Regions from separate parts of the Mus musculus genome. Here region 2 is linked to region 1. A link is a loop called in an ENCODE intact Hi-C map of the cell type or tissue named here. Cell type or tissue: heart. All regions are shown on one strand. Links, peaks and the distances in the headings refer to the core of each region. The heading gives the core; the rest is flanking DNA.

What was found. Peaks named below come from ENCODE experiments on the same cell type or tissue, not always from the same donor. Only the 100,000 strongest peaks of a DNase experiment are listed, where the experiment ranks them.
Region 2: a loop joins it to region 1, with 1.9 times the contacts of the local background. A loop is called at or near these places in 2 of 42 quality-filtered maps.

The regions. Positions count from the first base shown.
Region 1 is chr13:90,962,568-90,971,490 of GRCm38, reverse strand. The region is part of intron 5 of Atg10 (autophagy related 10); the gene reads left to right. Among named protein-coding and RNA genes, the nearest start is that of Gm46434, 35 kb to the right of the region's middle. In heart, for the core only: a CTCF peak has its summit at 3,869; a DNase peak (open chromatin) is centred at 3,840.
Region 2 is chr13:91,201,592-91,210,514 of GRCm38, reverse strand. Atg10 (autophagy related 10) reads left to right here. Exons shown (of 8, transcript NM_025770.3): 2 at 2,082-2,197. The coding sequence starts at 2,093. Among named protein-coding and RNA genes, the nearest start is that of Atg10, 18 kb to the left of the region's middle. In heart, for the core only: no CTCF peak of the experiment used is centred there; a DNase peak (open chromatin) is centred at 4,144.

The DNA.
Region 1 (8,923 bases), core at 186-8,185:
AGTTTCTTTACCTATAAAATTCATTAAGACCACAAATCTCACCAAGTTGCTTTGTGAACTAACAAACAACATTTTGAATAGTTCCTAGTTCATAGTATATAGTCACATAGTACATATTAGTTGTTACTGATATTAATGGTCTTACCTCAGGTTGATAACAGACCTTGTATTCATTAAATAATTTGCCAAATTTATAATTAACTCTATTGTATAGTTCATAAAGGAGTTGTAATGTTATATTTATATAGAGATCCATGGCTTTTATCCCATGAAGCAGTCATCATTTGGTGGGCCATCTGGCAGTGATTATACTTGTACAGAAATCGTCCACTAAGGTTAATAACAACTCAAATGGGCTTCGGGGGTGGAAGACATCCCTTAGGATCTCAGAGGTGCATAGGCTGCAGTTACATAGTGTGAGCAGAACTGTGCTTGCCAAGATAACAGTCAGGCCATGTCGTTCTTTTAGGTTTCAAAGAAAGCAAGTGTTGTGCTTAAGGAGTTTGGCCACACCATCCCTGATACAGCCCTCAGAATAGTGCTGTCATTTGTATGCCATACACTTTGTTTTAACAAGGCTTTTAAGTCTATTAAGCAGGTTGGAGGATTAGAAAGCCCTATGCAGACAGGCTGTGTCCAGAAGTTTATAAGCAGCATTTGTTTACTCTGTAAAGAGGCAGTGGTGAGAGTTATAGATGCAGACGAGAGATAGCAGACGCATCTGCAGTGACTAATAGCACCAAACAAGGCCACACTCATATACCATTATCATCTGCTATCTGGTTTTGTTTTTTGTTATTTTTTTTTAAGATGCCCTTTGTTGCCTCCAAAGATTGAAATTCCACTATAAGCACACAGATAAGAATGTATCCAATCTCTACTATATGCAGATGGCAAAAGAAAGTTATTAGTTGGAATATAAATAATCTTATTACATACTGTCTGCATGCCAGTGTCTGCACACTTGTGGCTTGTCACCAGAATGAGGAATGACAGCTCTTAGGCTGTTGCTAAGTTGTGTGACACATTGGCCGTGTTATCAGTCGCTAGGCAGAGAGAGATCCTCCGAAATTTCTACGGATCACCCCTGGATGTGAGAGATAAGTTTCGTCATCCAGCACCGGCATGTCTTGCCGTCAGCCATCAATAACTAACAAATAGAGATTTATGGAATTGGTATGAGGCTCCGTGAGAGATAGCACTGTTTGGGGAACAGAAAACTATAGAATGAGCTCCTTTCTCCAAAGATGGACAATAGCACATAGATGACACAAAAGAATTGGTCAATAATAATATGATATTGTTGATAATAGTTTCACATAACTGGGCTGCCGAGAAAGCTCAACAGTTAAGAGCTTGTCCTGACTGCTCTTGCAGAGGACTCCAGTTCAAGGCCCAGCACCAACACCATACAAACTCTTAAGTCCACCTCCAGAGAGATTCATTGTCTCTGACTCCTAAGGATATGTGTACTCGCATGCGTATGTCCACACACATAATTTTAAATAATAATAAAAAAATCTTCAAAAAATACTACATAAGACTACAATGAAATCTTTATAGCCTTAGACAGCTAGTACAGGTAAGACATGCTAAAGCCATAGACCACTGAGAGATTATAAAGAGAGATGTTTTAAAAACAGGCTCTTTAAATTTTTATTTAATTTTAGTCTGTGTGTATGGGCGCTTTGCCTGCATGTTTGTATGTTTGTACAGTACCTGCAGAGTCCAGAAGAAGACATGGGAATCTCCATTCAAAGTGGAGTTTGAATGACTGTGTGCATTCTAGGAGGCAAACCCAGGTCCTTTGGAAGAGCACCCAGTGCTCTTAACTGCTGAGCAATTTCCCCAGCCCCTAAATAAGTGTTTAGTTTAATTAGAACACAACACTTTCTTTCTTCCCTTTTCTCCCTTTTCTCCTTCTAGTCCTGCCCGGCCACCCTCCTTTGAAGCACTCCTGTGTCTCCTACTCTCCAGTTTATAGCTTCTTTTATTATTGTTGTTAACATACATACGTATGTATACAATTCGTATGTATGTATGTGTATGTCTAAATAATACAGTGTAGTAAGATCATTTTTGGTGTGTGTTTGTGTGTGTGTGAACCACTCTGTACTGGACAACCAATAAGGGGGCTCATCCCTGGGAGAGGCTAATTTTCCTCCCAGAAGACATTAGTTGGCTGTAGTTAGAAGAGACTTTATTGTGAACTGAAGTGGAGAGAATTTTTCAGATAGAAAGACCGGCACAGCAGTAAGAAAATGCTAGCTAGCCATAACAGTTGCAATAGGAATATACAGTGTGGGCAAAGCCAGCCTTCTCTAACTGGGACAGCATAGCTGTGAGGATGAGCAGCAGCAGCTCGGGTTGGGAGAGTATGAGCAACACAGAACCTTTGTGGTTGTGTTTGCCAGCAGGATGTTTAGGGCTTAGATTATGCTTTGGTATGTGGTAGGTACACACCGAAGCCTTCTCTCTGTTCTGTGATTAGGCATACTCTAAAAGACGGTCTGGAAAAGTTGTCTGGACCAAGTTACAAGAAAAACAGAGACCTTTGCAGTTGAGACTTTATCATGTAGGTATAGATTTTTAGCCAGGCAAACCCCAAATCTATTAATCAGGCATTATCCTGTGACGCAGAGCTCTGATTGGTTGTTGACAGAGATTTATGTTCCCAAAATGATTGAGCAAGGGATGATATCAGGTTAGCATTTGAGTTTCTGTAGTGAATGAAAACGGAGAAAGAATGAAAAGCCTGAACTAGAGCCGGCTGGAGGAGAGATGCTCGCCAGAGTTCATTTTGGGACTAACTTCCAATAGGTGAAAAGAAATGGGAGTGTTTGGTGGAAGCTGTGCTTTGGGTGGGGGTGGGGGTGGGGGTGCTGAAAGATGCTTTGGAGAATTAAGGGGTCAGAGCAATGAAGTGAAAGGAGATTTCAAAACAGTCCTTCAGTGAAAGTGAACTTCTGAGCCTCTGGAGGTGTTCATCTGAAAGGCTCTTCCTGTCACTATGGGGAGTTGGTGTCTCTGGAGGTCTTGAGTAGACAGAATGGGTTGTTCACTTGAGTTAAAGAAAAAGGTCTGTGTCTGTTGTCAGCTGTAAAACTAAAGGAATGCGAAAGTTAGATTTTTCAAAATTACATGGTTTAAACTTTTTGTTTTATGCATGAAAACTGATATTTCTACAAATATGTGGGTGTCACCACATAGCAGATATGCAGATGTTTAGTCAACTGACACAATAATTGAGCCCTGTACTTGTTCAGTATGAAAATGTACCAAGTAAAAGACTCCAAGATTTGTGAATTTAAGAAATAGATTTCCTCATTGCCAGTGCAAAGTAGTTTGGCTAGATCATATTTGAAGGAGAATGTTGTAATCTTAAAAACTACCATACCAGCTAACTATTACAGTGCCCCTCAGTTAATGCAAAGACATGAGAGCTATAGCATTAGAGGAGCTTTTTGCTCATGTTTGCCTTTGAATCACGTGAGTCACTAGGGAAGACGAACATCCTGGGTTTTAAGTTGACCGTACCCACATGTTTGTGAACCTTCACAGCTGGAAGGCAGTATGAAGACGGCATTGTGGCAAGGAGATGCTTTCTTATAAAGAAAAGCACTTAGCTTTTCAAGCAGATTCCAGATTAGCCAGCTGTTGCTTCCTAGACAGGCCACAGGAGTCTAGAACCAATGACGTTGGCTTCTCTATTGAGGGGGAAGATGTGGTGGTTGTAGCACTGGCTGTGGTCTCCATCTCCTTAGCTTATGTCAGCCTGTCACAGCCGGGCTCCTTCTCTGCCTGTTTCTCCTCAGCAGCAAGCCTAGCATCCATGCCTACAGTGTGGTGGATGGCTCTCTGGCGGTCTCTGCTGGCGGATGTTCTACATGTTTCCAGGAGGAACAGCCCAAGACTGACTCTATTAGAGAATTTTGAAAAAAAAAAAAGTGTAAATACATAAATAACAAATATACTAAAGTTCCCTGTTGTGAACCTAAGTGAAGTTTTAACTTGTAGCTATAACTCTGAAGCAGACAATGTGTACAAGCATCTTTGAGTGTGCACATAATGAATGTATAGCCCTGTTTCTTGGTTGAAGGGAAGAAATTAATCATTTAAAGTCAATTCATGGTATGTGTGCATGTGTGTGTTTAAGTTCTTAAAGCTCATATGTCTCTAATTTTTCTAGCAGGCACTTTTCAGCATATGTCAGCATGTTTGTAGGTTTTCTCATTGTTTTTGTTAGCATTTAGATTGCCAGCAAGCCTTCAACCTGAGCATTAAATCTTTTAATTATTATAGTCATTGATGGCCATATTTCCAGATTACAATCTTCCATGAACAGATGAATTGGAGATATTGATTTGTTATATTAAAGAGAACTAATGTGTGTGTTTCCATGCATATATTAGCATATTGCATCAGAGATCATGTCTCATCTCTTTCCCATTTTTTTTTCATTTTAATTCTTGATAGAGCATGTATAATCAGTGAAATAAGCATCATCCATTAGTGAGCTTGGTCTTCCCTGAAGTATTACTATGCTAAACAATCCTATTACCAAAGCATTATTTTGATAGTTTATTAAAAGTCCTGCAGCTCTCACATTGCTATACTCAAACACAGCTTTATGCAATTAAAGTTATAATAGGAACTTTATTACAATGATATATAACTTGTATCACCCTAATAAAAGTTCCTGTACACAGCGATGCTTTAATAATGCTGTTTCTGTAACACTGCTTCCTTCGTAATGGGGACTTCTCTCATGGCAACTTCATTATTAGGAAATGATCTCAGTAATAGAAATGCAAATACAGATTTTGAAAGGAGCGTTGTGTGCACGGCTCCATTATTGACCTGCTGTCTTCTCATGCATTGCATATCATCATTATAAGCCAACCATGTAGATTATAGTTACGATTACGGCCATGCTGTTACAGTTTAGCATTCGTGTCATTCCAGGGAAACACTGACTGCCATTTTAAGATGAAATTTGGGAGTTAAAATTATTTAAATTTTAATTAAAATTAGAATCAAAAGCATTAAAAATGACTTACAAAACTTTCTCTGATTTTTATTGTATCATAGATAGAGGAGACATCGGCCCTTAAAATGGGGTGTTCCCTTGATGTTCTCACCGTCTTCTCAATAGATGTATGAGAATAATGCTTTAAGGGAAAGAATTTCTGTATCTCCTACTTTCGTAGATACCCGCTCAAACAATCTGACTGACTGTGGAGACACTTGAAGTAGAGATTTTCCCTTCCAATCCCCGCCCCCTGCCCTTTAGCCTTTGCTCATACCAGGGCACTGAACAGAGTAACGTGGCAGCTTCATTTATGGCACCCATGTCCCAGATCTAAGTATTAGAGAGCAGAGGAGATAGGTATGTGCCTCCGATATGGAGACAGAGAGTCTCCGAGGAGTCATCTCAACTTTCTTCTCCTTACTCTACATCTATAAGATGGGGATAATAATAGTAGGATAGTGAAATGAGTCTAGTGATTTATACACACATGAAAAACTGTGCTACATAGAAAATATTTACGTACTGATGAAAGTCCATATAAGTATGCCGGAATACTTATATATGCTATATGATGCGGTTACTTGTAACTTCAAAAATTACTTTTGCTTTGTAATTTTTATTAAATTTTATTAAAATTTTATTTATTAAAATTTAAATATATTTGTTATTTCAGTCATCTAAGTACTAGTGAAAATTTTATTGAGAACTAAATCAGATACCCAATGTAGTATTTTCTGAAATTATCACAGAGAAATATAAAACCCTGTTCTCCATATATATCTGTTTTTAGCTTTACATAAAGATCAATAAAATGATTTTAAGCATAAAATATACATTATGATAAAAAGCAGGATGGAAATATGACAGAAAGAAAAAATAAAATTTCCAAGTATTTCTATGTTTTTCAGTGAATAATGGTGGGTATTTATTTTCAGTTGAACACATGTCAGAGAGTTATGCGATAGTTTCATTTATGATCATCAGTTTTACAGTACACTGAAAATGACATGTATATACTATCTAGGTACACACACACACACACACGCACATATACACACACACACACACACACACACACACACACTATGCTTCATGATGAAAGTTCGGATGCTACCTTGTTTGTAGGTAAATTTTATGTCAGCATATCGAATATACAGTTCCGTAGGTTGATATTTAGACTTAATATTCCTGTTTCAATTTTTTGTTATATTTTTGTTTTTATTATTGTTTGTGTGGGGGTTGTGCAGTCAGAGGGCACCTGGTCAGTTCTCACCTTCTACTGTGTAGTTCCAGGGATCGAACTCAGCTGGTCACACCTAGTGGCAAGCTCCTTTAGCCTCTGAACCATCCCACCAGCCACTTCTTTAATATTTCTCTTCAGACCCTTTGCAGGGTAAATAGATTTTTTTTCCTGAGGGGTATGTTAACACTCTTGCCATATTAATACCAATCAATGCAGGAACTCAGGCAAATATGAGCTTTAGTTAATTTGATTTTCTATGTCCTATTTCCATGGCCCTTTGAGATTCAAACAGCAGCTTGTAGAAGACTCGTGCCAGAAAATGCAAGCCCATTCTTAGAACATAGAGCCTTGAAACATACTGCTTTTGAAAAGTCTGACTCTTGCCCTGTCCAGTCAGGAAGAGCACTGTACTTTATAAATTTACAAGCATTTTAGACAGTCAGACCCACCCCAAGCACAACCCTCCTCCCTCTGTTATTTTGCAACAAGTCAATTATTTCTCGGTTTGCATCCCGTGGCCAGGTCAAAAGTGGCGTAAAGCCAAAGCTGGTTGCCTAGGGCTTTATGAAAGATTCTATGCACTGTTGATATGAAATATTTCAAAGTTGCAATATTAAGACAGTGTTACTTTAAAATAAGCAGGGATTGGAATGCAATTTGTACCAGGGCAACAAAAGTTAACTGAATCTTCTTATAAAGGGATAGGCAATACACATATTCCTACTGTCTTAACACAGTCATAAATGTTATTCTAAGGAGATAAGCCATAAGGAATATATATATGCACAACATATAATAATATAAAACTGGAAAATCATCCAAATGTTTCATTGTGGTATACACTGTGATTTAGTAACAAGATGGCATATTATGTAGGGGAAGTTGCAATGACCATTCACAATAAAGAATAATATATGTGAAATAATATTAAGAAGTAGGATGTTTTGGTCAGAAACATATTCATTGGCTGTGTACATAACTATTACGGACCAGTAAGTAGATCGGTAAAGACTCCTGGGTCTGAGGCTGCATGGAACTTGACTGTTCAGTTTGGAAGGAGAAAAGAATGGTCGGCTTAGCCTCTACATCAGGCTCCATCTCATGATTGAATACACAGAGCCCATGTCTTTCCTGTACCAGTCTTCTTTCAGGACCCTAAACTCTTCTGCGTTTCTAGGCTTTCTTGTGTAGAGACGCCAATGAAACCAAAATTAATGAAAATCAGTTCTTAAAATTCAACAGAGATTACTCTGATGAAATAAAGTGATTGTGAAGTGAGCTGAGGTTCTACTTGTATCTTTACAGCATTCTTGTTATTACCATTACTATTTTAATATTTTTATTTGACACAGGGTTTTACTTTGTAGCATAGGCCAGCCTTGAGCTTGCAATCTACCTGCCTCATGATGGAGGCCTGTGGTCCCTCTCCAGAGTAAGAGGTCTTCTTCAAGTTTGAGGCTAGCCTAGGCTGCATAGTGGGGACCCTGTCTCAGGAGTAGAGAGGAAGGAAGAGGGGAAGGAGAAGAAACTGTGACCTTTGACTTACGCGTCAGTGCAATCCTTTACTTACTTGCTTCCAAAATACTCACAGTTGTCTCAAAAGCCCTAAACTTAAAACTCCCCGTGATCCTATTTCTGTAGCCTGGACTCTGACCCTGTCACGCTTCAGCTGTGGGTGGCATTGCTTCTGCTACCTTGTTTCTGATTGTTAGTAGTCAGGAAACTGGGAACATACTAACCTCCCTGAGCTCAGATATTTACCTAACAGCTTTCATTATTAGAAGGGGTTGCATAGTCGCTGCAATGAATTTATCACATCCCAGGGAATTTTCTTCTTGGAGTGTCTTTGAGAGAGCTTCTAAAGAGAAAAACTAATTTTAGCTCAACAAAATCCCCAGGAACGTGCTCCAAGGAAGGGGGGTGGGGGCGGGGGAGCATCTTATTATCAGAATGGGGTGAGAAGCAGGAGGAGCCACATAATTGCCAGGAGCCTGAGCTCTAAGTGGTTCTCTCATTAGACATTTACACTGATTATATGTATCCAAAGAGAACATCATGGCTTTGGAAAAACTGATCTTGAAGATTTTTACCAGGAGTTGCTATCCACAATTCCTTCCATTGTACTTAAGCAGAGGAGGGCAGCTTCCGTCCCCAGGGCCTGAAGTCCGTGGACTCTGCCTTCCTTTGCACTTTGTTCTGTGTCTTCTCTCTGGAAATATCCCAGGCACACAGCCTGTTTCTGCTCCCCAAGCTCACCCCACCTGCTCTTTTCTCATTCCTGAAAATGTTTTCTTCAGCTTTAAAACACGGCTTTTAAAGCAGACTTTTAGAACTACACAGCCTATCTGGTGCTAATGCCTTTACAGAAGCCTCTTTAGGAGGCGCACCGTTGCTTTGGTAACACTTCCCATGTTTGTTTTTATGCGCTCACTTTCAGATTATTTGATTACTTCAGATAAAGAAAAATCATGAGTTACGAAGCAAATTGTTGGTGCATGCCTTAGTTCCAGTGCTTGGAAGAAGAAGGCTGAATATCAGAAATTCAAAGTCAACTCCAACTAAAAAGAGTTTGAGGACAACCTGGGCTACATAAAACCACTAATGCAAACCAATTCTAGGCAGTATTTTTCTTGTGAAATTATGTACCT
Region 2 (8,923 bases), core at 552-8,551, 240 kb before region 1:
CCAAATAATGAGAAAACCCAGAGTGTATTTCCCTGTTAAGAGCCAATCATGGTAGTATGTGACTTTAATCATAGCCATGAGCTTCAGGCCAGCCTTGTCTATATAGTGAGTTTCAGACCAACCTGGGCTATATAGGAAGATTGCTTTGTGAAAAAAGAAATAAAAAGTGTATGCTACAAAAACTTAATTATAATGTAAAACTGTATTCTTAAATTGAAAGTATGGCTAAAGCATTCATTTTCTTTGAGTGTAGCTACTTGATTGAAGTTTATTGTTCATGCCCTCCACCTTGTTTGTAAAGATAGAGTCTCATGGAGCCCAGTCTGCCTTTGACCTCTGTGTGACTCAGAGAGTGACCTTGAACTCCTTGCCTCCATCTCAGGAGCTAGAATTACAGGCACACTGTTACACTCAGATCATAGTTTATTCTTGGTTAAACTGAACCTAGGACACACCTTCTAAATTTCTGGTTTTGATTAAAAGGAAGCTCTCAAGCCCCTTATGTAGCTGGTTGAATACAGAGTCATGGGTTTGTATGTTTCCTCTCCATGTCTGTGCCTTCAGGTACACTGCAGTCATCTTGCTTGGGAACAGTGGGCTTTTCTTCGAGAGGCACACATTTATCTGGCCCTTATTGAGGCATTTACAAGATATGCAATCACGGAAATTACAGTTGTCTTCTATTGGTTTGTTTAATTAAACTCTGTATTTATGATACATGAATATAGTTGGTGAGCATGCCCTCGTCTCTCAGGAACAGAATGCTTTATGGTCGCCATGTTGCAGAGTCAGTGTGCTGAAGCAACGTTGAGTGTGCTAGTTAATCCAGAGCTTGGTGAATAAAGGCTGGTGAGGACTCTCCACTGATATTGCTTTGTTATCTCCCTTTCTTAGAGCATGAGTTCTTACAAGGCAAAGTGTCTGCTTTTTCACGTCTAACTTTTCTCTATGCACGGTGCCTATTTAATATACATTCAACTGGGTGCATAGACACATGCTTTTGTAGGTTTGGCTAAATTTGAAGTGTCTGCTTAGTGGGTTGGGAATAAGCCGTGTCCTTAGCTCTGTTACTCTGACATTACTAGGCTCTCCGCATGCTTAGTGGCTTGTATAATAGACAGGTCATAGCTCTGAATCCTTTTTTATTTGTATCTGTGAACAGATTCTTTTTGAGTTTTCATCTAAGGAATGGAGATAATACACCTTTGGGTTGTGAGAGTTTTGCGTGGCAATGTGAAGTGTCTCACACTGTAGTAGTTGATAGGCTAAGCAGTGTTTTTGATGCTCACAGCTAATGAGACGACAGAGCATTTGTTGCATATAGCTTCTTTCATTGAGAGGCCTCAACTACATGATCTGGCAGTTTTCTTCTGTGCTAAAATATTTCTGGAAATAATACTTTATGTTTTGAACAGCTTTCTACAACAAATATATGAGTATTTCTTGGCTTGTCACATTTGTGAGTTCGATCTAGTAGTAATTAATTAACTTTATACCTTGGAAAGCAATTTCAAGCTTTGCAACAGCATTTGTTGGAGAGTTGACCCTTCTAATAAAGTGTGAAGGGCAGCTGGCTCCCATGAATCACTGTAACATGGCAGTGTAAGTGCTGAGGTAGGAAGCAGGAAGGTTTCGAGGAACATGTTTGAGAGCATTATCTCAGAATTAGATAAAATTAATAGTGAGGATTATACTACGTCCAACATCACCTTTATCATTATAAAAGCAAACAACAGCCCAGAGTGTTTGGTCAGATGATCTGTTGATTTGTAGGGTGCATGTTGAACATGTGTGAGGCCCTGGGGTCAGTGCCCAGAAATTCAAAAAGAAAACCAGACAAGAATCCCTCTCAAACAACTAAATACCAGTCAAAGAGAACTCCATAGATGAATACTCTTGTTTAAAGTATAGGCTTTCAGGGTTAATGTTCCCTAAAACCGAATGGGGTCAGGGTGAGACTGTGGGGAGAGGGACTCTCTCACAGGTGGCCCTGAGGGTGGTTTCCATTGTCTTGCCCAACTCTGGCTAACTTAAGCTAATGCTAATACTGTTTGTTTATTTATTTATTTATTTTATTGCAGTTCTCATTAACATGGAGGATGAGTTCTTTGGAGAAAAAAGCTTCCAGCATTATTGTGCAGAATTCATCAGACATTCACAGCAGATAGGCGATGGCTGGGAATGGAGAACAGCCAAGGTGAGAGCAGAAGATGCATGTTTGGTTCATGTGTTTTGATGGGGTCTAACTGCACAGCAGAGCTAGCCTGGTGTTTTCGACGTATCCCAGGCTGCCTTCAAACTCACAGCAGCCCTTCCTCTCTGTCTCCCGGTTGACCGGTCACAGGTGTTGGTAATGACACCTGGCTACAACAGGGGCTCCTATTTCCCTTTTTAGTCAAGGGTTATTTATTTTTGTTGTATAAAGATATCGATAATTGATAATAAGGAATAAAAGTGGGGTTGAATTAACAAAAGGCAAGAATTTAAAGCATTCACTAAAACAGATGTCTATTTTATTATTCCAACTATATGTAATCATAATTATTTGGCTAATAAAGTATTATCTAAAAAAGTCCTTAGGTGACCTTCCTGAATTAATAGATAAGGTCCCTTACAATATTAATTATTGCTATGTAAATAAATGTTTCTCTGGAGCTTCAAACTAGTTGTTTACATTATAAATGATCTCTCTCCCTTTCTCTTTGGTTTCAGTTTTGAGATAGGCTCTGACCTTGAACTTTATACGTTATCAAAGATGACATTGAATAGTCTCTCTCCTGCCACTACCTCCCAAGTCCTGGAATTACAGGCTTGTGTCATCACACCTGGCTATACTAGAATTTTCTTAGGACACTATTTTTGTCTAGAGCCATGGTTCTCAACCTGTGAGTTGAGACCCCTTTGGAGGTCACGTATTAAATATTTACATTATAATTCACAATAGTAGCAAAATTACAGCTATGAAGTCACAACAGAATAATTTTATGGTTGGGGTCAACACAACATGAGGAGCTCTTTCTCTTTTTTTTTCATATTGAATCAGTTCTTTATTTATTCTTTAACCTTTTTTTACATTCCAGTCATTATCCCCCTCTGGTCCGCCCTCTGTCTGTTCCTCATCCCATACATCCAACCCTGTCTCCAAGAGGATGTCTCCCCCCATCCCCACATCACCAGACCTCCCCACTGCCTGGGGCCTCAAGTCTCTCGAGGGTTGGGTGCATCTTTTCTCACTGGGGCCAGACCTAGACAGTCCTCTGCTGTATATGTGTCAGGGGCCTTATATCAGCTGATGTATGCTGCCTGGTTGGTGGCTCAGTGTCTAAGAGACCTTGGGGGTCCAGGTTAGTTGAGACTGCTGGACTTCCTATGGTGTTGCCCTCCTCCTCAGCTTCTTCCATCTTTTCCCTAACTCAACCACAGGGGTCCTCAGCTTCTGTCCATTGGTTGGGTGTAAGTATCTGCATCTGACTCTTTCAGCTGCTTGTTAGCCCTTAAGGGTCCCAGAGTTAGGAAGGTTGAGAGCCGCTGTTCTAGAGAGTAATGGTAATAGTAATGGTAATGGTAATGGTAATGGTAATGGTAATGGTAATGGTAATGGTAATGGTAATCCTGAAATCATGTCAAAGCTCAGCACTCAAAGAGTCTCCAGGATTAAGGACTGGGATATTTGAGAACTGCTTAATAACAAAGATCGTACAGAATGTTTAGTCTTTTGATTCTATTCTAAAATAATGTAAAAAAGCCTGATATGCTCAAGTATTTCCCTATACACAATTGGTAGTGTTCTCTGCTAAAGGCTTTCTGTGAGTTGCCTGAAGTCTTTTTCGAGAACAGGTTTTCCCGTCTGACACTTCAGTTGATTCATGGCCGGCTCAGGCTCTTGCTTCTGTGCTTCCTGGTTCCTGTGTGCATCTGAGAAACCTGAACGTTTGTCCCTGGTTCCTGCGATGTAGGACTGAGTTGGGAGATGCAGGTCCTGCGCCAGCTCAGAATGTCACTGGGCTGAAGCCATGGTCTCCTTGGGGTTATTTCCCTAAACCAAGCTCTGACTGGTGGCTCCTGGGTGCTTGTGGGTGTTCTCAGATGTACTGTTTCCTTAGTGACTCAACACTGTATTACTTCGAGACATGGTCTTGCTTGGTGGTGCAGCCTGCTTCCGCTGAACTGGGATTACAGGCATGAGTCACAGTGATAATCAGAGATTTTTAACCCCTAGGGGCCTTTCCTCAGGCCCTGTGTGGACAGCTGACTTCATTTGTGCCTTTATTAAATTTACTCTTGGGTAGTTTTATAGTTTTTATTACTATTATGTTTGAATTTTCATTCATATTATATGTTCTCTGAGTTCTATTAAGGAATCACTATCTCTGCATGTCAATATTACACCAGTAACTTTGCTGGGTCCATACTGCATTCTTTGTGATATTCCTGTGTTGTTTCACAATCGAGAAGGAACATGGTAAGCAATACTCCTAACAGCTCTCTGTCTTTAGCTTAATTTAATTGTTCTGATAGTCAATGAGTCTAAGTCCCTCCCTCCCTCCCTCCCTCCCTCCCATTCTTCCTCCTTCCCTCCCTTCCTTATTCCTTTTCTACCTCTCTTGGTGTTAGGAACTGAAGCTCAGGTATAGGTTTCTGACTCTTATAAAGTTACTTTTTATTTGGCAGCAATAAATTTTAGAATTATAGCACACAGTAAGAAAAAGCGGTGTTCTCAGATACCCTTTATGCTACTTTTTGAGAATCAGGAAAATGGATCAGTGTTCCTGGAAATTCTCAGAAATCTCAAAATTATGATTATTTTTAAAACACATTTCTAACCATTTTCACACTCTGTAGATTGGATAGCTGGAACTCATGTTTAAAGACTAAAATATACTAAATTTCATGGTGCTTTCAAAGAGCTAGAACTTTCAAGAATATTTCAATAATGAAAAACATAATTTAAGATCCAGGTTTTCCGGTAAGGTAGTGAATAAGCCCCTCATGTCCCCCTTTGGCTTATAACCTCCTGGGAACCATGCGGGAAGTTTCTCTTTGCCCTTTGCCCTTTTTATTTTGTTATGTTTTTAAGACAGAGGCTTATGTAGCTCTGGTTTGACTTTCAATTCATCATGTAACTGAGGCCGGCCTTGAACTTCTGATCCCTTAAACTCTGCCTCCCAAGTGCTGGGATCACAGGCAGGTTCCACTGTATCTATCTCTGCCCGCCCCCTTCTGTATTAGCTGGAAGCAAGGTAACACTGTTAACATTTCAGAGATCTAATAGAGTAGGACTGGGGTCTGTATGCCATTGGGTGTGAAACGAGGTAGTTCTAGAGTTCGGGGGAGCCTTCGGGCGGGGAGACATTTCTGCCAGAAGTTCTTCACTGTAATTGTAAACTATGGTCTGAAGAATTAGTTTTTAAGATTGGACTTTGTTGCTGGCCAGTCTCTGAAATAGCATAGTGAAGTCTAATTGCATGTTTACTGTCCTGGCTACTGAGTTAAGAAAGGTCCTTACCCTTTAAGTGAGCATTGTACCTTTAATTAAGGGCCTTTACCCCAAGTGGGATAAGCCCTTAGATAGCAAAACAAAACACCAACACCAGAGAAGATCCATGTAGCCTGAAGGTAGTGACTGTAAAAGCAAATGTCTGTGTCTGTGGAGACCTGGGTGTAAGGTACGTGGGACAAACCTTCAGGGATTAAGCAGTGTGAAAAATGGGGCCGATGGTAAGTGGCTGTCCAGGCTGTCTGAACGTTTAGATCTTTTAATATTTTGAGAAAAGTAAAAACTCCTGATTTAGGAGAAGTTTCTGAGTTGTTAAGTGTTGGTAACTGGTTAAAAGTCATGATCTTAAACACGGTGAAGATCAAACCAGACTTTAGTGAGGCGTCCTGGGTGGTCTGTGGGTAGGCAGCACGGTAGTTCTGGGGTCGGGTGTCTGTGTGGCTTGACTGGTTTCTCAGCCAGCCCTGCCTCAGTGTATGTGCCTGACCTGAGCTCTGAGAGGGGCTCTATGCTGCCTCTACACGGGCTCAGACCTGCTGAGCTCCCCACGTGACCCATTTTCATTGCCTCTGAGCTCCCTCATAACTTATCTGTCCTACTTAGCTATAGCTAGCCCTTTACAAAATATCTTTGACTAGGCCCTATCTCCTGCATGATTTTTTTCCCTTGTATTCAGTTGGAACCCTGTTTTATCACAGAATAACATAGAAGCTACTTAACACCGTGGCTTCCCCCACTACTATTTCTACAGTTTCACTGTCCACTCTAGAGCTCACATCTCTCTCTAAATGCCCAGAATCAGAGAAAAAGCCATTCTGAAAAATGGATATATTTTTTTTGTCAGTGCTAAAACACAAAGTACCATGAAAGGATTCTAAGTCTCAGGTAATTTCCAGGGTCAGGGGTTGGAGAGCAATGGAGCCCTCTACTCTGTATAGACAGACAGCATTCGTGTGCTTGCATGCATGTACCCTGAGGACGGGAGCACTAGGGGACAGGGAGTGTTCCAAGTTTAGACATTGTACACTCAGATTCAATTATGGATTCATTTCTCTCTGATTTTTAAATTGTTTTGAAGTAATAATATTAAGCTAACAAACTTTAAAACCTCTTTCCACCTAGTTTTTGATTATTGATCTAACTTGAACTTCACAGCAATGTTTATAATGTTCACTCTTAGCCTTTGCTGTTTTCAGAGTGGGTCCTTTTTATGTTTTAAGAAAACCAATAAAGCCACTATATGAGCCAGTGCTCTTCTCCTTATACCACATGGTTAATGATGTTTATTATGGTGAATCATAAAACATGTCTACAGGCATCTTCACTTGGGGTTACTGTGATCTTATTGCAGTCCGTAAAGCCCAATATCATATAAGAAGGTCTAGCGTTCTCTGGACAGAGGCGCCACGAATCTCAGCTCTATTTTTGTGCATTCATGAAATCTTTAGTATGTATTTAGAAATTTAATATCACAGTAGGCTGGAGATGTAGCTCAGGGAAATCACACCTGCCAACCATGCACAAGGCTTCCCACACTGTAAAAACAAAAACAAAAACAAAAACAACAAAAAAGCTCATTTCAACTCTCCTTCTAGAGTTTTCTATTTGTTAATTGTGTTTGTTATGTGTGTGTGTGTGTCTGTTCACACATGTGTTATATTTGTGTGTGTGTTTGTATAGGCCAGAGGTTGATGTGCAGTGTGGTTCTTAGTCACTCCTTATCAGAACTTTTGAGATCCAGACTCTCCTTAGTCATTTTATTAGTGGTGGTGAGGTTCTGGCTGGTGTTTTCTGGTTCTTGGCTCATTATTCCTGTAATAAAGGTTCACACAGATCCCAGAGTAGCAAGAAACGTATTTAAGGCAACTTGGTAGTATAGATAAGAAAGAAATAGGAGTGAGGGCCCTCAAGAGCTTCAGGCAACCCGGGTATGTGTGAGTCATCATAGGTATGTTTGACTGGTTTCTAGTCAGCCATCATTGACTAGAAACCATATGACTGGTGGGCCTTATGAGGAACAGAGACTTCTTGCATCCTTTGAAGTGGGGTGTGCTTGGAAGTCAGTGAGATGGGGTGCTAGGTTGCCAACATACAGCTGGATAGATACATTGGAGTTGTGTGTGTGTGCATGATACACGATACACACGGAGAGTCCTCACCACCAAGAGCACCGGTGCGCAGCCTAAGCCCAGCAAGGCAAGGTTGCTCACTGTTTATTGCCTGTGTTGTCTGCTTCAGTTCGGATGCACTGCTTGGCTAGCTAGCCCCAGGGAGCTTCCTGTTGCTGCCTCCCCAGGGACAGGAGCCCAGGCTTAAGCTGCTGCTCCCACGTTTTTATGTGAGCTTTGGGGACCTGAACTTTCTTTTTAAATTAATATCTGTAAATCTGTTTTTCACAGCGTATTGCTAAAGCAATTCTCACACACTTGAAAGTTTCTTTCTGTCTCTGTGGTGTGGAAACAGGACATTCAGACACTGCAAAGAAATGCTCCCACTTTCTTGAGGTTAGACTTTATATGGTTAACATTCGCTAATTTTCTGTTATTCTTTATTGTGCTTTTCAGGCTGAATTTCATGTAATCCAAGATGGCCTTAAACTTGCTCTGTAACTGAGGATGGCCTTGAACTCCTGGCCCTCTGTCTCCATATCCAAATGCTGGGATTACAGGCATGTGCTAACATGGCTGGCTTTGTATGTTATTCTTAAAGAAGAATTAGAGAGCTTTCCCCCTGCATTAATCACTGATTCCTCAGTTAAACCTGCTTGATTGTATTTCAAAAGACGCATAATAACACATCAGAAATATCTTTATTATTTGCAGTGTAACTTAGGAACTAGTTGTTATAAAGGCTGTTCCTTAATTTATATAATGTAAAAAAAATAATGGCTAGGTATGGTGTTATGTCAGTATTTGGGAGGTTAAGGTAGATAAATTGCTCTGAGTTCAAGGTTAGCCTGGGCTATATAGTGTGATCCAGGACAGCTAAGGTTATAGAGCAATTCTGCATCTCAGTACAACAATGACGGCAAAAACAAGCAAACAAACAAACAAACAAACAAACAAACCAGAACCAAAACCTTCTTCCTTCAAAAAATAACTAAGTAAAACACTTAAATTTAATGGAGTATAAATTTAAACTGCTTGACAATTCATTTTTCAAAGGCATCTTTGTCTCTGAGTAATACACATTGCTTTTTTTTTTTTTCAAATCCTTCTCCATTTTACTATCTAAATCTAAGTCCATAATTTAAGGTAGATTGTAAAGTGTCTTCATGCTTTATCTGTCAGTGTGATCTGAGTAAAAAGCCCACCATGGTCCCCCATCACTCCTTCCACCCTGCTGAGTTTCATACCTCATTTATTTGCACAGCCATCTTTATTTTTAATGTCTTATGAAAAATTCCAGCATATAACACTAGAGAGA